Linked DNA regions of Homo sapiens: region 1 is linked to region 2. Evidence: read pairs that join two places in POLR2A ChIA-PET (ENCODE). Cell type or tissue: GM12878. All regions are shown on one strand.

Evidence for each region. Peaks named below come from ENCODE experiments on the same cell type or tissue, not always from the same donor. Only the 100,000 strongest peaks of a DNase experiment are listed, where the experiment ranks them.
Region 1: POLR2A ChIA-PET joins it to region 2 with 5 read pairs; 1 of 35 experiments calls an interaction of 5 or more read pairs at or near these places.

Annotation. Positions count from the first base shown.
Region 1 is chr2:25,795,965-25,798,464 of GRCh38, forward strand. All of the region lies in intron 5 of ASXL2 (ASXL transcriptional regulator 2), which reads right to left. Among named protein-coding and RNA genes, the nearest start is that of ASXL2, 81 kb to the right of the region's middle. In GM12878, no CTCF peak of the experiment used is centred here; no DNase peak of the experiment used is centred here.
Region 2 is chr2:25,313,440-25,315,939 of GRCh38, forward strand. DNMT3A (DNA methyltransferase 3 alpha) reads right to left here. Exons shown (of 23, transcript NM_022552.5): 2 at 474-722. The coding sequence starts at 545. Among named protein-coding and RNA genes, the nearest start is that of MIR1301, 14 kb to the right of the region's middle. RefSeq lists enhancers at 1-348, 349-1,112. In GM12878, no CTCF peak of the experiment used is centred here; a DNase peak (open chromatin) is centred at 1,211; H3K27ac peaks cover 1,630 bases.

The DNA.
Region 1 (2,500 bases), 480 kb after region 2:
AGAAGCACCCTCTTTGTCTTGCTTTCATTCCATTTATTCCTAACAATTGAGGTCTGGGTAGCTCTCTAAGTGGTTATCAACTTAAAGCTAAGATTCTCTGATTACAAAGTTCGCTCAAATTATGTATGTAGTAGCTATAGCAGAGAACAGATGAGGCCATCAATTATCTCAATTCTCTCCAGGAGTAGCAAAAACATTAACAGAGGGATGGTAGTGAATTATAACTATTTTTCTAATATAGGCATAGTAACCATTCTGAAGGGACTTAAATGAATGAGTCTAGTATTCCAACATAACCTGAGCTTCTAGCTCCAAAGACAACTCACCTATCATCACTCAAATCTAAAAGGATATTCAAGCTAGAAAAAATCTTGAATGTCTGTTTTGCTCTGGAACATGTCAGTCCTTGTAAAGGAATCATCAAGAGTTGGTTTAAAATTTGCCTTGCCATGTACAGCTAAATTATAAATATTGGGATAAACAAGATTTGCCCTCTTTGAATAGACTCTGACAAGAAGCTACAGAATAATTAGCAGTAATTAGGCAATAATTCATATCCTTAACTGGAAAATCCATTCCAGGGAAGCTGCAGCAACAGACATTATTCCCTAACGAAAGCTTTTCAGGTGAGTTATGAAGTAGACACCAAACGGAATAAGAGCAAAGACCAGCAGACTAAATTCAGTGTTTGCTAGTAGAAATGAAAAGCATTCTTTTCCTAAGGAGGGTTGTTAGAGCATTAAGTGCTCAAAGTTTAGGCAAGTAAAATAAAAGCATCCTAAAAGGCTATGGATGACTTAAGACCTTAAGAACAAATCCAGGTAAAACCTAGAATGTTGTCTGGTGTGGTAGCCACTATCCTCATGTGGCTATTTAAAGTTAAAATAAAATCAAAATTAAATTCCTAACTAGAACTCCACATGTCAAAAAGAAAAGAAATCCAGATACAGGTCTCACACGCTTCACAAAAAATTAACTCAAAATGGATCACAGACCTAAACAAAAATGAAAATTTCTAAAACTCCCAGAACATAACATAACATTGAAGAAAATCTAGGGGTTTTATGATGACTTTTAGATACAAGACCAAAGACACAGTTCACAAAAGAAAAAATGTGATACACTAGACTTCATTAAACATTTCTGATCTGAGAAAGAAACTGCCAAGAAAATACAAAGACAAGACAGGTGCGGCGGGCTGGATGGGCGCAGTGGCTCACACCTGTAATCCCAGCACTTTGGGAGGCCAAGGCGGGTGGATCACGAGGTCAGGAGTTCAAGACCAGCCTGGCCAACATGGTGAAACCCCACCTCTACTAAAAATACAAAAATTAGTTGGGTGTGGTGGCGGGCGCCTGTAATCCCAGCTACTCGGGAGGCCAAGGCAGGAGAATCCTTTGAACCCAGAAGGCGGAGGTTGCAGTGAGCCGAGATCGCTCCACTGTACTCCAGCCTGGGCAACAGTGTGAGACTATGTCTCAAAACAAAAAAAGACAAGACACAGAAAATATTTGCAAAAGACATATGATAAAGGATTGTTACTCAAAATATACAAAGAACTCTTAAAGCTCAACAATAAGAAAACACACAACCTGATTTTAAAATAAGTCAAAGAACTGATGAGACATCTCACGAAAGAAGATATGTAGATGGCAAACAAGTAAATGAAAAGGTGCTCCACAACATATGTCATTAGGGAAATGCAAATTAAAACAACGAGATACTACTACACACCTATCAGGCCAAAATCCACAACAATAACCACACTAAATGCTGACGAGGACATGAAGCAACAGGAACTCTCATCCACTGCTGGTGCAAATGCAAAATGCAAAATGATACAGTCACTTTGGTAGACTGGAAGTTTCTATAAAACCAAACATACTCTTAATCATATGATCCAGCAATCACACTCCTTAGCATTTACCCAAAGGTGCTGAAAACTTATGCACATACAAAATCTGCACATAGATGTTTAAAGCAGCTTTATTCATAATTGCCAAAACTTGGAAGCAACCAAGATGTCCTTCAGTAGGTGAATGTATAAACAAACTGTGGCACACCCAGACAATGGAAAGAAATGACCTATTGCAAATGAATACCAGAACAGAAAACCAAATACCGCATGTTCTCACTTATAAGTGGGAGCTAAATGATGAGAATACATGACACACAGAGGGGAACAACACACACTGGGGCCTTTCAGAGGGTGGTGTGGGGGAGGAGGGAGAGAATCAGGAAAAATAACTAGTGGGTACTAGGCTTAATTCCTGGGTGATGAAATCGTCTGCACAACAAACACCCATGGCACAAGTTTACTTACGGAACAAACCTGCACCTGTACCCCTGAACTTAAAAGTTCAAACAAAAAAGAAAGAAATGACTTATCAACCCATGAAGACACAGAGGAACCTTAAATGCATATTACTTAAGGAAAGCCAATCTGAAAAGGTTCCAACTATATGACATTTTGGAAAAGGTCAAACTATGGAAACATTAA
Region 2 (2,500 bases):
GAGGGTGGGCCCCCGCGGCCTCGTGTCTGCCGTGCCCCACCCCAGAACTTGTCTTTGGTCCCCTAGAAGCTACTGAACACCTTAAGGAAACAGAGGCAGCTGAGAGAGAAAGTGATTCACGTGAAGGCCCACGGCTAGTAAGAGGCGGGTCCGAGAAGGAATCCAGGTTCTGGGACTCTCTGTGAGGCCGAACCCTCACAATGGCACAGACCTGGGCTTTGAGCCACTGTGCGAATGCCATGGTGGTTAAAAGCCTGGGTCCTGGAACCAAATGCCTGCTCCATCACCAGAATTGAACCTCTGCAAGCCTCCGTTTCCTCATCACCCAAACAGGGATGTGATGGTCCCACACCCTGTCGTGAGCACTGAGTGATGCGGTCATGCACTCAGTATGAGGAGCCGGCTGTCATCACATAGGGACAGGGCTCTCCCTCTCCCAGGCCAGAGGGTCCCCAGCAGAGCCCGCTGCTCACCTTTCGGTCCTCCTCCCGCTCCGCAGCAGAGCTGCTGGTGTCCCCGGGGCCGCTGGAGGGCATGGCGGGCATCTGGGCGCCGGGAGGCAGGCTGGGGCTGCGCGGGGCTGGGGGGCTGCTGGGCTTTGGGGAAGGAATTATCGTGGTCTTTGGAGGCGAGAGTTAAAACTTAAACATAGATCCCGGTGTTGAGCCCTCTGGTGAACGGTGCCTCTGTCAGCCTGTGGGTGGGGGCTTCGATGGCTCCACCTGTGGGGGAGAGAAGAGGATCAGTGGGGCGGAGCACCCCACCCTCCCTGGGTCAGGCCCTCAGCCCAGGGCCACACCTGGCCTGTGAGGCCTGGGGTGTTGCTCCTCCTTCTGGCCTCACCAGCACCCCAGAGAGCAGAGAAACCGAGGCAGGCTCCCTTCAGGGCCACCTCCTACCCCAGCAGCCTCTGAGAGCCTTGGAGTGGCAGCAGTCTCCCCTCCGTGTCGCTGCGGCCAATGGGTGCCACTTCTGGGACCTCCAGCTGCCTCCGCCTCCTCCCTTCTCTTCATTCACAGCCTCTCTCTCCTTTGAAAGCTTCCCGCATCCTCCCTCCCACCCCAACCAGCCCCTGGGAAATCCCAGCCTCCCCCAGAGGCCCCTAGCCCAGCTACGTTTTCCTTCTAATCTGTCCTCACCCCCACCCCCACACCTCCCGCCACGTGGAGGAAGTGAGTGCAGTCACAGGATGTAGTGAAATGAATGTCACCTCACTTCAGGACCGGTGCCTGGGCCCAGAGAAAGCTGAGGTCTGAGCTCAGGCTGCAGGCCTGGTTGGCTCTGGCCTAGGAGGGAGAGGCCACGGCCACGGCCAAGGCCACAGGCCACGGCCACACTGAGGCAGGAGTGAGGCTGCTCTCTCCCCCACCCCATGAACCAGCCTCATTTGCCTGCAGAGTTGGTGGGCTTGAGGGGTCCTCTGAACCCACACGGCTGAGTTTAGGGGCTTTTCTTCCCTCTGCTCCAGGTGTAGGCCTCAAGCCAGAGAAATAACAAAGCCTGCAGCTCAGGCCACAGCTGGGGTGGGGGTGTTGCTGTCTCAGCCCCCTCACTCAGAGACACACAAGAGCTCCCCTGCTCCCCACCCCCGGAGGAGGCGGCCGCCAAGCCCCTGCCTTGAGTGTGCCAGGGCCCAGGAGGGGATTGGCAGGCAAGGGAGAGCGGGAGGCAGGCTGGATCTGGGCCCACCCACACCCTTCCCCTTCCAGTTCCTGGTTCTGCTTCCCCAGCTCCCCCTCCCTCCTGGGCTTCTCCTCCCATCCCCCTCCAGTCAGGGCTCCCTGGAAAACCAGGACCGGGAGAAAGCACAGGCTTGGCTCTCCTACAGGCCTAGCCCCTTTCTCCAGGGGTGCATTCTTGCCTGGGAGTGGGTGCCCCAGCCCTGGCTGTGCCCCAGGGGGTAGTGGGAGGAAGGAGCTGGCAGGAGGAGCTTCTTAGGGCCAGGACAGGAAGAGCTCCATCAGGTCAACCCAGAAAGGCTTGAAGCGGACCTGCCCCACAGCTGAGCCCTGAGGCAGCCCAGGTGCACTGCGTCCATTCCCCATACCCCTAGGCACAGCGCAGTGCTGGGCTTAAGGAAGGTTTGCTGCCCGGGTCCCGAGAGGGTGGACGGCAGCGGAGAGCAGCTCCATCGGCCACATGCCACTCAGGGCCTGGCTCGTGCTCTGCATCTGGGCAGCTGCTGTGCCGTGCCCAGTTTACAGGTGACGGTAAGATCAACAAGGCCAGGACCCATCAGAGGCATGAACCCAGATCTCTCTGACACTAAAGTTCTGAGGGGTTGGGTTCACGTCCCCCAACACACACCACAGAAGCAACTCTGAAGATCCCAAAAGAGAACTGGTCCAACCCAGAAGCACTCGGCTGCCAGCCCTTAGCAGCCAGTGATTCCCTGTCAAGCCTCACTCCCCATTTGTTACCACAGACATCTCCAGCCACACTAAAACAAAAACCTTCGAAAGGGTCAGAAGCTAAGAGGGGCAGAGTCTGATTGGAAAGA